2 separate regions of the Homo sapiens genome follow, and region 1 is linked to region 2. Evidence: chromatin loops called from intact Hi-C (ENCODE). Cell type or tissue: gastrocnemius medialis. All regions are shown on one strand. Links, peaks and the distances in the headings refer to the core of each region. The heading gives the core; the rest is flanking DNA.

Region 1 (8,639 bases), core at 1-8,000, 200 kb before region 2:
AGCAAGAGTCATGGGAGTGGGAGAGTCTCCCTGGTGGTTTCCAAGGAGGAAACACTGGCAGGGCCTGGCTCTGGGGGCCTGCATTTGCACTGTCTCTCCTACCTTAACGATTGGAGGTGGGTCCTCTGTTATCACACCTGTGAAGGCCATTTAGAAATGTTTTACAACTCATGCCTGACCACTGTCCACCACTTTCCCCACTGTCCTCCCACTGTGGCTCCTATCCCCTTCACCATCTCCCCTATTATTGTCTCCACCATGATGAGCCCTGCCAATACCAGGGGCTCTTAAAAGGGATTCAGACCAGCTGGGCATGGTGTCTCACGCCTGTAATCCCAGCACTTTGGAATGCCGAGGCAGGCGGATCACGAGGTCAGGAGATCGAGACCCCATCTCTACTAAAAATACAAAAAATTAGCTGGGCGTGGTGGCGGGCGCCTGTAGTTCCAGCTACTCAGGAGGCTGAGGCAGGAGAATGGCATGAACCTGGGAGGCGGAGCTTGCAGTGAGCGGAGACCACGCCACTGCACTCCAGCCTGGGTGACAGAGCGAGACTCCGTCTCATAAAAAAATAAAAATAAAAATAAAAAGGGTATTCAGACCAATGTTCAGCTTTCTCAGATGAGGAAACAGGCCTAGAAAAGTGAAGTAGTCTTAAGTCACACTGCCTCATTTATTTATTCATTCAACAAAGAACATACTTTCTTACTCTTTTAAGATTTAGCTTAGCCAGGTGCGGTGGCTCATGCCTGTAATCACAGCACTTTGGGAGGCCGAGGCAGGTGGATGGCTTGAACCCAGGATTTTGAGAGCAGCCTGGGCTACATGGTGAAACCTTGTCTCTACAAAAAATACAAAAATTAGCCGGGCGTGTGGCATACGCCTGTAGTCCCAGCTGAGGCGCAAGCCACCACGCCTGGAGACTGAGGTGGGAGGATCACCTTAGCCCAGGAGGGCGAAGCTGCAGTGAGCCAAAATTGCACCACTGCACTCCAGCCTGGGCGCCAGAGAAAGACCCTGTCTTTTAAAAAAAAAAAATTGTAAGAGCTCATCAAGGAGACCTTCTCTGAATACTGTGAAGCAGATCCCATCCTCCCATTCTTCTCTAGTACTGCCCCTTGGTGTTTCTTTTTATCCTTTATCACAATTTCCTTCCTTCCTTCTTTCCTTCTTTCTTTTTTTTGAGACGGAGTTTCGCTCTTGTCACCCAGGCTGGAGTGCAATGGGGTCACCTCGGTTCACTGCAACCTCTACCTCCTGGGTTCAAGCAATTCTTCTGCCTCAGCCTCCCGAGTAGCTGGGATTACAGGGACCCACCGTCATGCCTGGCTAATTTTTGCATGTTTAGTAGAGACGGGTTTCACCATGTTGGTCAGGCTGGTCTCAAAGTCCTGACCTCAGGTGATCTGCCTGCCTCAGCCCCACAAAGTGCTGGGATTACAGGCATGAGCCACTGTGCCTGGTCCTTTATCACAATTTCTAGTGGTTTTACTTATTCATCTTTTTATTTTTCTGACTTCTCTACCATACTGCAAGCTCTAAGAGAGCAAGAGACATGTATACCTGTCAGAGACATGTTCAGCACTGTATTCTCAGCACCCAGCACATAATAGATGTTCAAGAAATCTTTGCCGAATAAATATACAACGAGCAGGTACCAACCCTCAGGGCACCTTAGAATACAAGGATGGATGGGATATAATCTCTGCTCTCAGAACTGCCTGGTATGAGCAGCAGAACTAGAAATGGAGAATGCAATGAGATCAGGTCCAGATTGGGGGAGGGGGAGGATTTTAGGGCACCTAAACCAGGCCTAATGGACTTTTGCCACCAACCACCTAGAACCAAGGATAGAAGCATTTGGCTGCACCCTGCCAGGTGACTCAATTAGGCCCTGAGCATCCAAGCAGCAGCAGGGGGCTGATGACTCATCCCAGACAGTGTGTGCTTAGAGGGTCCTGGGACCCCTTTTTCCAGTGAGGGAGGGCTTGCCAGTTGGTCTTATGGGTCCTGTTTGTGGCCAAGTCCAAGGTCACCGAGGGTCCCAGAGACAACCCTACACCTCCTAGTCTAGCCTCCAATCTTTTGCCTGGTCCCTTGCTTCAGAAGAGATCTTGGGGAGTACTAGGGAAAGGAACATCTGCCTAGCCCTTGGGATTAGTGGGGTGACAGATGTCCCCACTGGTTTGCCTTCATATCTAGAGGGTAGATAGGTCATCCCACATGGTTCAGAGAAAGCTAGTGCCTCAGAGAACAAGTGGCTGACCTGCCTTCCTGTTCTGGACTACAAACGGGAGCCAGTGCTGGCAGGAAAGACTGAAAGGGAACCCAGCAGGAGGAGGAGGAAGGAAGCCACTGAGAATCCCCCCTTCTATGAAGAGAATGAGTCTAGAGCTCTGGCTGGCTCTCCTGGTAGAAGCTCACCTCTCAGTCCAATTTTCTCCCAGCAGTGAGGAAAGATGGCAGCTGCTGCTTTTCAAAGCTCAGAGAGAGCAAGAAACCTTTTCCTTCCATCCTCCCCCTCGGAGATTCCCACCCCCATCCCACCTCAGGAGCCAAAAAGGTAGGCTCAGGTTCCCAGCAGTCTTCGCAGCTAAGGCTGAATCTGCCAAAAGCCCCCGCCCAGCTTATCCCCTGCTTCCGGGCTTTGCCTCCCTGTCCACAGAGGATGCTCTTCAGCCAGAGTGCTCCAGGGTTCCCCTGATCATTCTCTACCTGCAGCTAGGCTGACCATGCCTCTGTCCACATTATTTAATCCACCAGGCAATACTCAAAATGACATCGTTAACACTTCCTGAGCATTCGCAGGCTGCTGTATTTAGTTCTGATCCCCATTCTTCCTCCATGAGAGTGCTTAGGTGGGGCATGATCTCCAGCTTAGAAAGGTTAAGGTAACTTGCCCAAGGTCACACAGCAGGAAAGTAGCAAAAAACTTGTTTCTCTTGCCCAGCAGTTTGGCAGGTGCTCAAATAATCTTTGTGCACAGGGTGACATCTGTTGTTTCTTCATTTCCCTGACCTGTGGGTACTTGAGGGTGGCCGGGGAGTGGTGTGTGGGGAGGGAGATGGCTGTCCTTCTTCATGAATGAATCTTTGACCTCCTTAGTTTACTCTCACTTCCAAAGAAGTTACAGCTTTAATCTCTCTGTACCCTATGTTCAATGTATTTATCGCAGCAATGCCCCTTTTACCAAGAGCAACGAAGAGCAGGTCTAATGATTTCCTTCTCAAAAGCGCAAAGACCAAAAAAAAAAAAAAAAAGCCAGATAAATAGCCCCACTTCCTCCCCAAATATACAGCCCATAACTAAACAACCAAAACAACCAAAGCATCAGCCGGGCCCCTGCACTGACCGCAGACGCCCCCAACACACGCCACCACGCCACACTGCGCCGGGAGGCGTCGGGGAGGGGGCGCCAGCGCGGGCCGCTGGCGCCGCAGGGAGCCGGTGGGCTCCGGGCGCGCTGCCAGGAAGGGCCGCACCGTAGGGGCCGCCGCCTCTCGCCACGTGGTGGTGGCAGCGGCGGGGTCCGGGGCGCCTTCCCAGCTGGAGAAACCCGGAGCAGCCGGGGAGGAGGAGGCGGAGGAGGCGGCGGCGGCGGAGGAGGAGCGGGGCGGACGGGAGGGAGGGGGTTGGGGGGAGGGGTGGGGGGTGGGGAGAGACCCGGCGGCGGCGACAGGGCGAGGAGCAGAGCGCGGTACCAGGGGGGTGGGGGCACTGGTGCCCGTTTGGGGAGGGAGCAGGCGGAGGGGGTAAGCTGCGATTACAAGCAGGAACCGGCAGCAGCTGTGAGTCCCCGGCTGGGGCTAGGGCTGGGGGAGGGGAGCGGCGCCCGGGCTGGGCCCCAGGGGTCGCGGGGTGGGCAGGAGGAGGCGGCAGGAGGGCGGCTGGCAGCCGCACGGGATGGCTGGGAGGGAAGGGGTCCGGTGTCGGCCGCCCTCATCCCCTCGCGTCCCCCTCCGCCGCCGTTCCTCAGGCCGCGCCACTCCCGGAGCCCCTTCCCCGGCCCCGAGAGGGTGTCCGGGGGCCCAGGGCTCGGCCGGTTGTGGGGGAGGGGGCTGCGTGGTCTCGGCCCCCGAGAGGGGAGGGGCGACAATTTCTGTCGGCCGAGCGAAAGGGGTTTAAAGGGCGGCTCTTAAAGGGGCCGCAGGAGGGGCCCGGGCCGACAGAGGCACTCACCCCTTCCCCAGCCGCCTTCCATTGCGCTCACCCGGGCGCTGGGCCCAGAGAGGAATGCGGAGGAAGGAGGCATTTGTGGTGCGGCCTCGGGGACAGAGCCCCGCCAGCGGGGTGGGCGCAGAGGGGCGGGCGGGGGTCTGGGGGGGTGTGGTAAGCGCTGGCGCGCGGAGCTGGGGGGAGGGGATGGCGTGGGAAGGAGAGGGTTAAAGGTGGGGCCGGCCCTACAAACGCGCGCACACACTCCTTACTCAGACCCAGTCACTCGCGTTTCCCTGGCACTTAGATGGGCCTGTGGGTGGCGGAGGGGGGGGGGTGGATTGAATTGGAGCCTGCGCCGGAGCCCTTTGCACCCCAAGCTCCTGCAGCCCGACCTGGGGGCCCCGCTGTCTGAACTCACAGCTCCCTGCCGAGCCCCCTCTCCGGGGTGCACATAACGCTCCAGCGCGCGCACACACCTCGGACAGTCCCCTCGCGTCTCACGTGACACGCGGCCCGGACGTGCCACCCTGCCCACGCGCTCACGCACGCGTGCACACACCAGCCTCCTGGTCGCTGCCCCACTCCGTCCCGACGCCCCTGCGACCCCGAAGGCACTCATTGACTGACACACCTACACTCATTCACAGACGCACACTCCCCCCATACGCCAACCCCAGACACACATTCATAACCAGGCCCGAGAGAAGTACACACGCACCCCCTCACTGCCTACTCCTGCTTTCGGGAGCCTGAGTCATTCCTGCCCCCTCGTAGGGTTCCCCATTTCCCGGTGCGCGGGCACCCTGAGACAGCCTTGGGAATTCGTTCGCGTCCCCTTCCACCTGGGTCCCCTTCCCCAGTTTGCGCCCCGTAACACTCAGCCAAGGACTTCCTGTGGGTCCCAGGTCAGGGGCCAAGGGGTCCTGGACCGCTGCCACAGCCCCGGTGCGCCCGGGGGAGGCGCTTCCTTTTCCTGAACTCTGGGATCCTGCGGGAGGAAGTGGGGAAGTTGGGCGGGGGTGCAGCCGAGGGCGTGCCGACTGTGGAGGGGCCGACCCTCGCGCAGCTCTGGGCCTTCCTTGGGGAGGAGCTGGGGTGCCAGAGGCCCAGGCTGAGGAGCTTGGCGGCGAGGTATTTGGGGAAGTAAGGCCTGGGGTGGAGAAGCGCGGAGGAATGGGCCGGGCCCGGCTGGGAAGGCAGCCCTCTCCCATCCACAGGTCTCCCTGGGTTCTGGCAGGAGCCTGCCCCTGCTGCCGGCCTGGCTTACTTGTCCCTACTTGTCAACACCCTGGCAGCGGGGTCTTCACCTGGTTCCAGCCCCTTTTCCCCAAGGCGGCAGAGAGGATGGGGCTGAGGAGTCTGGGAAGGGGCCATGGGAGTCCCTGCTGAGCTCGGGGCAGGAAGTTTCTGGGTTGCATCTTAGCCGGCCCCAGGGAGTGCAGAGCCAGGGAGAGGGGTACCAGGGACAAACCCTAGACAGACGGCCCTGTCCACGGTTGCTCCTGCTCTCCTAGGAGGCCCCGTGTGGGCCGCGGCCCGGCCCTCACCATGGAGTCCATGTTCGAGGACGACATCAGCATCCTGACGCAGGAGGCCCTGGGGCCTAGTGAGGTGTGGCTGGACAGTCCCGGAGACCCCTCGCTTGGGGGCGACATGTGCTCCGCCTCCCACTTTGCCCTCATCACTGCTTACGGAGACATCAAGGAACGGCTGGGGGGCCTGGAGAGGGAGAACGCCACCCTCCGACGCCGCCTCAAAGTCTACGAGATCAAGGTCAGAACTTGGAGAGGAGGGCGCCTGATAGAGTGTATGGGATGGGGAGGGGGACTGGGAATCTGGTAGATACCAGGGATCCAAAAGAGGGGTCACTGTGCAGACTCTTGGGAACTTGAGGGTCTCCCATGAGAGACGTGGCTGTTCCGGATGCGAACTGTCTCCTGTTGGCTTCAGAAGGGCTGGATCTGGGATCTAAAACAGATCCGGTGGGTGGGAGATGGCTACAGACCCATGGGAATTGGGATCCCACTAGCCAAGGAGAAGGAGGGTCAAAGGTCTGAGGCAGGTTGTGGGTTGGGGGCACAGCCAGGCTGAGGCCTGGGCTGGGCACCCGGGAATCCACTCTCCTGAAGCTCCACCCCACCTGCAGTACCCACTGATCAGTGACTTTGGAGAGGAGCATGGCTTTTCTCTGTATGAAATCAAGGATGGCTCCCTGCTGGAGGTGGAGAAGGTCAGCCTGCAGCAACGGCTCAACCAGTTCCAGCATGAGGTGAGCCTACCAGGCTGGGCGCACCCCCTGAGCATCTTGCTCCAGTCTGTTTCTGATACCCTTCCCTCCACACCCCCCAGCATCTGGCCTCTGCCCTTTGATTAGAGATGGCCAGGTCCTCCCTAAGCCCAGCTGCAGCTCCTCCTGCCCCTCCATAGGGTGCTGGGAGTGGGGGTGGGGAGGTGCAGGGAGCTCTCCAACTCCAAGTCCAGTGTGGGACTGACCCTGTGGTGGGGCCCTCTGGGCCTCATCCAGTTACAGAAGAACAAGGAGCAGGAAGAACAGCTTGGAGAGATGATCCAGGCCTACGAGAAACTCTGCGTGGAGAAGAGTGACTTGGAGACAGAGCTGAGGGAGATGGTGAGGCCTGGGGAGCCGGAGGTGCTTGAGGATGTGTAGCTGGTTGTGTGTGTGCATGTGTGCATTTAGTTCTGTGTGTGAGGATTCCAGCCTGTGACAGTGCAGTCCCATGTGTCACACATCACTTGTTTGTGCCCTGCTTGTGTTCATGTGTATCTGTGAGTGCCCGCCCATTTGCCCTTGTGAGGGAGACTGCATGTGTTATCCATGTTGCGGTGTCTGTGTGCATCCTGGCCATGCAGTGGCCCCGTGGGAACCTCTGTCTCTGTGTGTATGCCTGGCTGTCACGCTGGGGTGACCCTGTGCCTGTGAGCACTGCCCTGGCTCTCACGCTGGGGTGACCCTGTGCCTGTGAGCACTGCCCTTGGGAGGCTGTGAGGGTGAGGGCAGAGGTGACCAGGAGTGTGTGACTGCTAGGATGGGCCTGTGCTTGGGTGTGCTTCCGAGTCAGGGTATGGCTGTGCCGGTGAGCAGGTCAAAATCAAGAGACAGGCCAGGTATGGTGGCTCACGCCTATAATCTCAGCACTTTGGGAGGTTAAGGAGTTTGAGACCAGCCTGGGCAACATAGTGAAACCCCATCTCTACAAAAAATACAAAAAAGAAGTTAGCCAGGTGTGGTGGTGCACACCTGTGGTCCCAGCTACTCAGGAGGCTGAGGTGGGAGGATCGCTTTAGCCCAGGAGATCGAAGCTTTGGTGAGCCAAGATCAAGCCACTGCACTCCAGCCTGGGTGACATAGCCAGACCCTGTCTCCAAAAAAAAAAAAAAAAAAAAAAAAAATCAGGAGACATGGTCTCAGCCAACCCTAAGCTATGACCTCAGTTAAGTCACTTAGCCTCCATCCCTCCTCTGAAAAGTGGGGCAAATATTAACACCCTCACCAGGTTGTGGTGAGGGTGATGGGGCATTCATGTATAGATGCTTTGCCTTCATAATCATAGATATTTATGTGGCACTCGGGGTGTGCCAGGCACTGTTCTTTTCACCTGGCATACACTAGCTCATTTTAATTCTCAAAACAACCCTAAGAGGTGAGTGTGGGACTGTTATCCCCATTTTATGGATCAGGTGGGTGAAGTCCAGAAGCTCTTGTCATGTATGCAAATGGAAGTTCTGATGCTCCTGAGGGGGGCTGGCCTCCAAACAGGGGGCTGAGTGTTCTTTTAAGTGTCCCTGTGTGTTAATGACAGAGCAGGGGCATTAACTTGACCTCGCCAGGGGCAACAGCCCGCAACAGCTGCATTGCGGTGGCTGAGAGGAGACTTTGCACTCACAGCCACTTGGAGAGTGGGCTTGGGATGTGTGACCTGGGGCCTCTGCTGTAGTCTGGGGTGATGACTCTCCAGACATGGGGAAGTCCTGGGCCTGTGCAGACCCTCCCCTCTGTCTCTCTCTCCAGAGGGCCCTGGTGGAGACGCACCTGCGTCAGATCTGTGGTTTGGAGCAGCAGCTGCGGCAACAGCAAGGCCTCCAGGATGCAGCCTTCTCCAACCTGAGCCCACCGCCAGCCCCCGCCCCTCCCTGCACTGATTTAGACCTGCACTACCTGGCACTGAGAGGGGGATCTGGCTTGAGTCATGGTGAGATCTCAGTGACCCCGACTTACCTCCTAGTCCCCAACCCCCATTTCAACATTCCTAGACACCTCGCACTTACTTACCATCCCATTTGTAATATAATCTATTTCTCCATAATCATCCCATCCTCCCTTACCTGCTGTCCCCTCACCTCACCCACTGTTACCCTAATTTCTCCCCTTCTAACTCGGTCATTCCTGATCACCTCGTTGCAATTCCTGTGCCTGCCAGCAGAGGGCGCCCCCACCCAGAGTCCCCCCGCCCCGTCTCTGG
Region 2 (9,872 bases), core at 1,767-9,766:
GTCCGGGTTAGAAGTCTGCAACTCTGGGCCGGGAGAAGTCGCTCACGCCTCTAATCCCAGCACTTTGGGAGGTCGAGGCGGGTGGATCACCTGAGGTCAGGAGTTCGAGACAAGCCTGGCGAAAATGGTGAAACCCTGCCTCTACTAAAAATACAAAAATTAGCTGGGCTTGGTGATGCGCACCTGTAAACCCAGCTACTCAGGAGGCTGAGGCAAGAGAATTGGTTGAACCTGGGAGGCGGAGGTTGCAGTGAGCCGAGATCGCATCATTGTACTCCAGCCTGGGCGACAGAGCAAGACACTACCTCAAAAAAAAAAAAAAAAAAGAAGAAGTCTGCAATTTTGATTTCCCCATAAGTAGAAAGGGAAGAGATGAGAAAATAGAAAATCATAGGAGGGGAAAAGGGGAGAAGCAGAGGTTACTGGGAAATCCTTAAGGCAAAACAAGCAGTCTTTAGAAGGCTGGGTCGGCTGTAACTCTTCAAAGGTAAACACCAACAATAAAGCTTGGGTTGTAGCTATGAGTGAGGACCAACAGAGAGTCAAGGGGGCTGGCCTGATATTCTTCTAGTTTCTGGACCAACAGCACCAGTTATGCCACGTGGTTTCATAGGAGGCTCCAGGAGGGATCTGAAGCTTTTTTTTTTTTTAATTATACTTTAAGTTCTAGGGTACACGTGCACAACATGCAGATTTGTTACATAGGTATACATGTGCCATGTTGGTTTGCTGCACCCATCAACTTGTCATTTACATTAGGTATTTCCCCTAATGCTATCCCTCCCCCAGCCCTCCACCCCCCCGACAGACAGCCCTGGTATGTGATGTTCCCTGCCCAGATCTGAGCTTCTTGAGAGCAGAGGCTGTAGTTCCACATCCTTCCCTCCAGGACCCTCCCTCAGCATCCTGGGGGAGAGATGTTCACTGTCTGGTACTGACGGATTAGATGAGGACAACCCTGTGCAAAAAAGGACAAAGAGAATGTCAGGAAGCAGGAAAAGCACAGGAAAGTGAAGAAAGAAGGGGATTCAGAGGTAGACATGGAAGGAGAAGTAAAGTGGAAGTGGAAGAAGCTGGGCCTGAAAGAGAAGGGGTAAGTCCCTGAGAAGTGTTAAAAGGATATAGTCATTCGGTCAGTCAGTAAACATTTACTGTGCACCTACTATAATCAAGCAGTGTGCTGGGAATGGAAGGTGCCATGGTAGACAAGACAAGCATGGGGTTTTTAGTGGTGGAGAATGTGTAGCTTTGCAAGTTAGAAATGGAGAGAAAGTGACAATGTAGAGTAGAAAGAAACTGAAAGCAGTTGGAGACAAAAGGGAAATATCACTGAGAGAACCTGCCTCCAGACACACCAGGGAGGAGATGTCGCCCCTGGTTAAGGTTGACAGACACAGCCAGAACCACCCACTGGCCCTGGCTCTGCGAAGATGGCAGCAGGTAGGGTAGGAAGAGGAGAAATTCAGAAAGGCGAGGGACAGGAGTGGGTGGGGGTGGAGGGCACAGACTTTTCCTTGTTTTTACTTGGGCACCCCCAGTGGGAAGGTATCTTTGGGCTAAGGAGTCCTTCTCCACATTTGGCTGCCCATTGGAATCACCTGAGGAACTCCTTAATGCTGATGCCCCCCAGAGATTCTAATTTCCTAGGATGGGACCCAGACTTCAGAATTTACTAAAAGCTCTTTTAGTGAGTCTCACGTGTGGCCATGGCCGGGTGCAGTGGCTCACGCCTGTAACCCTAGCACTTTGGGAGGCTGAGGTGGGAGGATCGCTAGAGCTCAGGAGTTTGAGACTAGCCTGGGCAACATAGGGAGACCCCAGCTCTACAAAAAATTTAAAAATTAGGTGGGCATGGTGGCGCGCACCTGTAGTCCCAGCTACTTGAGAGGCTGAGGCGGGAGGATCACTTGGGCCCAGGAGGTTGAGGCTGCAGAGACCCTGTCTCAAAAATAATAATAAAAATAAAGGCGGGGCACAGTGGCTCACACCTGTAATCCCAGCACTTCGGGAGGCCGAGGCGGGCAGATCGTGAGGTCAGGAGTTTGAGACCAGCCAGACCAACACAGTGAAACCCCGTCTCTACTAAAAATACAAAAAATAGCCGGGCGTAGTGGCGCGCGTCTGTAATCCCAGCTACTCAGGAAACTGAGGCAGGAGAATCGCTTGAACCCGGGAGGAAGAGGTTGCAGTGAGCTGAGATAGTGCCCCTGTACTCCAGCCTGGGCGACGGAGCAAGTCTCCGTCTCTAAATAAATAAATAAATAAAGTGTGGCCGGGAGAGCACAAGCATTTCCAAGCCGCTGCCTGACCTTCTCCGTCTCTGTTGAAGACAGGGGCCATCTTGAAAGAAAAAATCTCTGAGGAGTTGTGTGGTCACTGGGGGAGCGGGGGTGTTTGTGAAGGAAGCTCTAAGACTCCAATGGGCCTGACAAAAGTATAACGGGGTCTTCTTCTTAGAAAGTGTCCCCTTCCTCCGGGTGCAGTGGCTCACACCTGCAATCCCAGCACTTTAGGAGACTGAGGTGGGTGGATCACTTGAGGTCAGGAGTTTCAGACCAGCCTGGCCAACATGGTGAAACCCTGTCTCTACTAAAAATACAAAAATTAGCCGGGAGTGGTGGTGCGTGTCTGTAATCCCAGCTACTCAGGAGGCTGAGGCATGAGAATCGCTTGAACCTGGGAGGCGGAGGTTGCAGTGAGCCGAGATCACGCCACAGCACTGCAGCCTGGGTGACAGAGCAAGACTCCATCTCGGGGAAAAAAAAAAAAAAGAAAGAAAGAAACAAAAAAAAACAACAAAAAAAAACAAAGGGTTCCCTTCTTTGGCTGTGTCTCTAGTAAGAAGAGTCAGACAGCCTAGAAACAAACAAAACAAGGATAAGGTGACCTTTAAAAGGGCAAAACCAATCAAATAATTCAAAACTACTGCAGAATTCTTCCAAGTATTCACACCCTGTCCTCCGCCCCGTGTGCGCACACTTTTTTTTTTTCACCTCTGCGGTCTTCATGATGGGGCCTCCAGGATAGGAGAAGCATAGCTACCCCGTTTTTCTCCCAGAAGAGGTTTGACAGTGGCCCAGCAGGATATTCAACCCCACCTACCTCCCCCCAAAACCCCTGCACCCTAATACAGGTGAGTCATGGAACCCGGGTGGAGTCCTTGGTTTGACAGTGAAGCAATCTAAACTTGAAAAATGGCCTGGGAACAGAATGTATGGACTATACAAACAAGTCATGCAGGTGTCATTGTATGCAAATATTCATTCTTTAACTCACCTTACATTTCCTGCTGATCCTCCTCTGTGCTGGCCTCAATCCTTCTACCACAGCTCAGTCTAGCAGGAGAGTAAGAAGTGAGAATAAAAGTGTGGAAATAGTGTGTGAGAGAGAAGCTCTTTTGCATGTGCCAGGGCAGCACAGAGGAGGAAGAAGCTATGGCTGGGCAGGAGTGAGGTATGCAGACTTTGAGCAGGGTCTTGAAGGATGCATAGGAGTTTATTTATTTTTCTGAGAGACAGGGTCTCGCTCTGTCACCCAGGCTGGAGTGCAGTGGTGTGATCATAGCTCATTTTAAGTTCAAACTCCCAGGCTCAAGTGATCCACCCACCTCAGCTTCCCAGGTAGCTAGAACTAAAAGTGCGCACCACCACATGCAGCTAATTTTTTTTGTAGAGATGGGGTTTTGCCATGTTGCCCAAGCTGGGTCTCGAAATCCTGGGCTCAAGTGATCCGCCTGCCTCTGGCTTCCCAAAGCACTAGGAATACAGGTGTGAGCCAACACATCCGGCCATGGATGCATAGGGGTTTACCAGAAGGGAAGGGTCACATAGGAAGTCAACTAGTGGAAAAAAGCGTAAGTGTTTAGGAACCTGGAATCTTTCCTGGAGGGAAAAGGGTAGGATTTGTAGGAAGGGAACGGGGGTAGAGGGAGGAGATAAAGCATGAAAGATACACCAGTAAGAGTGTGTCCTCTGGTGGATGCTGAGGTTAAGAAGAAAAAAGAGTGGGAGGACTTTGCCTAGAAAGGAGTTTGGGCTTTATCTAGGAGATACGGATCCCATGAAGGATCTTTACTAGAGGAGTATTATTGTCTAAAGTCTTGTTTTTCAAAGGCTAACACTGAGAGGAGAAGACTGGAAGAGGCTATTAACATTTATTCAGCAATTACTGTGTACCCGGTATTCTGCTCTGCATTTTGTATTATCACACCAACCTTTTCTAGCAGTGTTTTTCAAACTGCCAGTCATGATCAACAAGAAGGAGAATAAGATAGGATAGGATAAGCATAGAAACTATCAGTGCGTCACAAGTAGTAAGCATTGTTTTCGGAAACTTTATGACACTCTCATACAAATAGCAGTGTACTGGTCTGTATGCAAAATGTATTTCTCTTGATGGACTATGTTTTTTTTTGTTTGTTTTTTTTTTTTTTTTTTTTAAGCCATCGCGCTAAGGTGTAGGTGTGATTAACCTCGTTTTACTGATGAGGACATGAAGCTCAGGGAGTTTCGGTACCCTGCCTAAGTTAGTGGGATGTGTAGGTTTCAAACCCAGACTGGTCTGAAGCCAGAATGGATTCCCTCACTAAGCTAGGCAGCCTTCCCAAGTTCTCGGAAGAGACTTGGGAGCAAAGATAAACCTACCCGCCTAGTGCCTACCAAGTGCTTTACCTCATCTCAAGAAGGTAAGGGTAAGTGGGGCAGAGGCCAAGCAGTACTTCTCAAACTCAAGCGTGCAATTCTGTCCACGCGAGGCCCTTGCTAAAATGCAGATTCTAGGCACGCCCCGTGAAGTACCGAGTCGGATTAGGAGAGGCGGCCAGGGGAGCCTGCCTTTAGAAAGAGCTTCGGATGATTCAGATGCACACGTTTGGGACCGTGGGCTATGGGGGTCGCCGCAATAACCATGTGAGGATTAACGGGGGCTTAACCGATTGTGAAAATCCCCTTAGAAGTGTCGCGTAAACAACCCCAACTCCCACTATGGTGCCGGACCCCAGTGCCTCACTGTACAAAGTCGCCCCTCCCCAGGCGACAACGAGAGAGGGACTAAATAAAAGGTTGATGGCTTTCCACTCACCAGGCATGGGGTTGAGTGGCAGCCGGCTACTGCCGAAGAGCAGGTAAAAGCTCCTGCCACACCTGGGCGAGACTGGACTTAGGGCGCAATGTATATGCTATTTCTGGGGCATTTGTGGGCCTCACCCTAAGGACTTCTGATTGGCTTCAGGGCAGATCTATCATTCATCCTCTGGGTTAGAGGTGGGTGGAAGGTCAACCTCGACCAATACAAAAGCACTCTTCGGCTAAGCCCCTCCCCTTCCAGCTTCCTGTTGCTGTACATCAACCACCCAGCGGGCGGGACTTTGCCTCCCTCCAATTGGCTGATGCACATGTCACTCATTATTCAATTGGCTTTCGGTTGGTGCGCTCTACCGTCCATCAGTGACATTGCACAGACCTATTGGTCAAATCAACGTCGCTCTAGACGCCTCTGGTTGATTGGTTAATAGTGCTGTCGGTCCCCAATGTTCCAAGCGCTTATTGGTGAAGGCTGCCGTCGCTCGGGCGGTGGCGGGCTCCGGGATTGGCGGTTGCTTGGCGGGCGGTGTCAGGCTCTCGGTGGCGGCGGAGGCGGCGGAGGCCAGGGAGGAAGATGTCGTAATGAGCGGTGGGTCCCGGCCGCTGCCGGCGGGGTCTTCCCGGCCCCCAAGGGTCAGGAAGACGGGCAGAGGCCGCGGGGAGAGGGAGCCGAGGCCGGGGGTTCCCCCCTGGGGCTGGGTCTGGCGTCGGGGCCCGGCTTCAGGAGGGGCGGGGGAGGGAGGATTCCCGCCCGGAGGAGGAGCGGGGCTGGCCAGCCGGGCGGAGGCACCCGGAAGGGGGCGTTCGACTCCCCGCCCCCTCGGAGCCCGCCGGGCGGGAGGGCGGCGCTTCCGGGGGCCGGCGAGAGGAGCGGGCACCGGGGTGGCCTGGCACCCCTCGGACGGGTGCCGACCCACTTCAACGCCGCTCTCCCGCCTGGGCGAACTATGCCTGGGTCGGCTCTGAGGAGGCAGCCAACAGCCCTTGTGTTCGCCCCGTGTCTGAGAGGCCTTCCTGCACTCTTAACTGTAGATGCCCACCAGCGATTCAGGGCTCCCCGGAGAACAGAGAGGGGCGAGGGAACGCTTGAGACCCGGACGCTGCCAACCAGATGGGCACTGCTCGGCATCGACGACAGCCCGGTTACTGATATATCCCCAGTCGGGCGATGGTGTCAGGACACGAGAGCACTCCCTGGGCAGATGACCTCTCACCGGGGAGTGGGCAAAAACCTTCCTTTAATGTTTTTACTTGGATCCTTGATCTTCCAGCTAGATATCTGCAAGCTCTTAGCAGAATTGTGAGAAGTTTGAGAACTTCTTGCCAGAGCTCCCAGCCTGTTACTTGACGCCCCGTAGGGGAGACTACTGCAGTCCCAAAGCTCAGGCGCAAACAATCTTAAGGAATTACAGAAGAAATAAAACAAAATAGATACTCGCTCTCTTCCTGTACCCACCTCCATCCCCATTGCTGACTTACGGTTTTCAGCCTCTTATCCATGCTTCTTATGTTTCCTTGCCAGCGGCTTTCTAATTTTAGTTCAGAAGGAACTATGTTTTCTCCTCTGGGCAACTGAGAAACCTGTCCTCACTGCATTCCTTGGTTTTGATTGCAATATCCTGTCATGTTTGTTTCTTAATTAACTTCATCCAAGGGGACTCAGTCTGGCCTTTCTCAGTGCATTCTCCCAAAGTTCTTTCTTCTTCTGAGGTTACTTCTTGTTCACTTATTGTTTCCTAGAGAAAGGTATGAGCCAGTAGATCTGCTTTAAACAATGAATTGGCCCAAGTTTCCCGTTTACAGATTTCATTACAGATGGACACTGTTTCAAGGTGCACTGGCATGCACTGTCTAAAACGGTTTCATGCTGTACCCCAGAAGGCATTCAGTTTCACAGTGGAGGGCTGTATTGAGTTGGTATTCTGGATGATACAATTTTTAGGGCTAGAAAGTTTAGAGTGTTGGCTGGCTCACAGGCTGCAAAGGAAATAATGGTGGAGTCCAGACCACAGCAGTAATTTCAATTACTAACACAAAGAAACCCATTGTCTGCAATAATGAATATAACTGCAGTGTCTTGTTTTGTTTTAAATTCTTGTGTGCGATGAAGGGGGCGAATCTATCAGACAACCTATCAATTGGGCTGATGATGTCAGTGTTCCAGTGGCTTCTAACAGGCGTTAATACCTGTTGGAAATGGATTATCATTGGCTGGGACGATTGGTAAGTTTTCTAATTCTAGTTCTTCCTCTTGGTTGTACAGAGGCTTAACCTCTTTGGTTAAAAGCAACTACAAGAAAAAAAGCGAGTCTGACATAATTATGAACCCCCCTGAGCTAGGCTGCTGAAGCCAGAAACTCTTTGCCAAGGAGACCCAAGTAGAGTTTGTTAATAATCGGATCCTCACCTGACTGCCCAACGGGGAGAACTGGCTCCGGGAGAAAGAGTTTGGCATCACTCTGGACAGCAGATAGACTGGCCACTTTTTTCTCTCAGATTCTATTAAAGTTTGGGCCTCTGGAGAGGCCTGTCAGAGAGGAGAAAAGAAATTATAAGATTTGGGCAAATGTCTGGGGTAAAGAAGCTTTATGGCATTTCAGCAAGTAGAGTGGTTGGTTCATTTGGATATTTTGGCCTTGAACTTCTTATTTCTTCTGGTGGTTAATACCAGCTTTTTGGAGAAGTTGAACAGTCCTTTGCTATAGGTCTGTGGCAGATCCCAAGTACTGTCAGCAAGTATAGTATTGCCCAACCAGGGCCCTTATGAAGACATTTTAAACTTGTTGCAGCCAACCAGTAGACCTTAGTATTGGCTTGGTTTCAGCCATCTTCTAAACCTTGCCCACTCATTTCTGTGATAGATATGTATAACATGTTTTTTTTCTAATACTTATTTTTTCACACACACCCCCCTTTTCTGTATACACAAAAATTGGAAACCCTGCTTCCAAACACTGAAAAACTTAGGATATTTTGGATCAGGTGGACAATGGCTATGGAATGAAAGATGCAGAGAAACACTGCTTTAAAGAGTATGTAGAGAGTTACAGAGTTTAGGGATGCAGTAGCGTGAACACTTCTGAGTTTACAAGATTTAACCTCATGGCCCCATCTTAAATCTTGCGGGCTGCAAACCTGGAGTAAAATCTGTTCAGGGAAGCTCATATGCTTTCTTACAAGTTCATTGGGTGATATGTCTGGAGTTTTCCCTTTTTGCAACTGACTTGGATTTGTCGGAATTTCTTCCCAGCACCTACAGGCTGAACTAAACCAGTATCCAGTACATTTCTGGGCTGATAAATGGACATCATTTTGGAATGCATTTGTTGCTTTTTTGCTTGTTTTTGCCTTGCTTTTGTTTTGGATATGCGTGCAACTCCTTGTATGACGTTGTCTAGACCTGTTGTAGGAGGAAAAAAAGTTCTTTCTCTTTATTTCTTCCCTTGTAGAGCCAACACTTAGATCTTTATGTTTCTGAAATGTAGTTGAGTGTCTTTTTAAAGATGCTCTTCCTCAATTATCAGCAGATCTTTTTTTGGCTAGCAGCATTCTCTTAGGAGACCTTGGGGTGGAGGAGGTCTCACTTTTCTGTCAGCAATCTATTGGAGCAAGGTGGAAAGATGAGTGAAGAGGGTAAAAATATGTGACATTTCTTTTTTTAAAATAATAGAGGCATAGTCTCTCTATGTCAGGCTGGTCTCAAAACTCCTGGCCTCAAGCAATCCTCCCACCTCAGCCTCCCAAAGTGCTGGGATTACAGGCATGAGCCACTGTGCCTAGCCAACATGGGACATTTCTAACTCGAGGGTATTGTCAGGCCATGTAGGAAAGGGAGCAGAGATTGCCCTTGAGGAGATGCTCCCAGGTGGCAGATTTGTCCTACTTGATAGATTCCAAAATGGAAAACGGATTTTTCTGCTGCCTCTGGGGACACTGAAAAAAGAACCTCCACATGAGTTCAGAGGCAGCACCGGCAGCTTAGGGGAAGTCATGGCTTCCACTGCGTGTCTAGGAAGCGCTCTTTCAGGATGCTCTGAGGCTGCCACTGGCACAGGGGAATACTGTGCTTCTCATCAGACTGGGCTGCGGGCTGATGTGCTCTTGGGAGATGAGCTCTGCTCAGGAGCAAGAGGTTGTGAAAGGGCTGATGTTTCTTAGGCTCCCCCAATGAGCAGCTCCAAGCAGTGCTGAGATGTCTAGGCCGTTTGTGTCACAGGACAAGCACACTTGCAGACCCAACTGTTGGAATCCTTCATTGGCATATCATTCCCATTGCTGCTGTTTGTCTCCACATCAGAATTGCTTGCTATACTTAGCCAGAAGCCCTGCCACATTGCAGTGCAGAGGCTTAGCTTTCTTGTTTTTGTTGCTGAGTGCTCTGAGATACCAGTTTGTCCCTTTGTGGTGATTTAGGCAGTTAGGTGGCCTTTGATCTCATTCACAGAGTAAAAATGGCTCAGGAGGAGCCAGCAGACACTAGCGTACACATTTCCAAATGTCATCTTTCTAGAGCCTTCTCTTTGGGGTTGTCACCTCTCCTATAGAATTTGGTAGAATCACAAAGTGGTCTCCAAGAGAGTGTGAATAGGAAGTAAGAGTGAGCAGGCAGGCCATGTAATTGGAAGTGGAATATCTCTGCTCTCAATTGATAATTAGGAATCTTCTTAGATCAGCCTAGAAGAAAACAGACCAAGACATTTCCCAGCCTCCAAAAAAGTAAATGGTAAGCCAGCCCTGTCTTCTCAGGGGAAATGAAATCACCACTCATTTCAGAAGCTGATTCTGGCCTGG

Evidence for each region. Peaks named below come from ENCODE experiments on the same cell type or tissue, not always from the same donor. Only the 100,000 strongest peaks of a DNase experiment are listed, where the experiment ranks them.
Region 1: it touches region 2 in a loop (3-fold over the local background); 11 of 110 quality-filtered maps call a loop at or near these places.

What each region holds. Positions count from the first base shown.
Region 1 is chr17:47,690,407-47,699,045 of GRCh38, forward strand. TBKBP1 (TBK1 binding protein 1) reads left to right here and starts at 3,755. Exons shown (of 10, transcript NM_001394755.1): 1 at 3,755-3,788; 2 at 5,673-5,931; 3 at 6,305-6,427; 4 at 6,683-6,787; 5 at 8,189-8,369. The coding sequence starts at 5,707. RefSeq lists enhancers at 3,510-4,190, 4,191-4,870, 4,871-5,551 and silencers at 3,974-4,103, 4,354-4,413, 5,196-5,355. In gastrocnemius medialis, for the core only: no CTCF peak of the experiment used is centred there; DNase peaks (open chromatin) are centred at 3,700, 4,675 and 5,255; H3K4me3 peaks cover 2,950 bases; H3K27ac peaks cover 3,318 bases.
Region 2 is chr17:47,890,624-47,900,495 of GRCh38, forward strand. SP2 (Sp2 transcription factor) reads left to right here and starts at 5,613. Exons shown (of 7, transcript NM_003110.6): 1 at 5,613-5,670. The coding sequence starts at 5,664. It overlaps SP2-DT (SP2 divergent transcript), which reads right to left and starts at 5,193. Exons shown (of 3, transcript NR_135480.1): 1 at 5,080-5,193; 2 at 3,277-3,335; 3 at 606-958. SP2-AS1 (SP2 antisense RNA 1) reads right to left here. Exons shown (of 3, transcript NR_103857.1): 3 at 7,763-8,680. RefSeq lists silencers at 3,840-4,134, 5,683-6,112 and an enhancer at 9,461-9,872. In gastrocnemius medialis, for the core only: no CTCF peak of the experiment used is centred there; DNase peaks (open chromatin) are centred at 5,468 and 6,008; H3K4me3 peaks cover 2,652 bases; H3K27ac peaks cover 5,604 bases.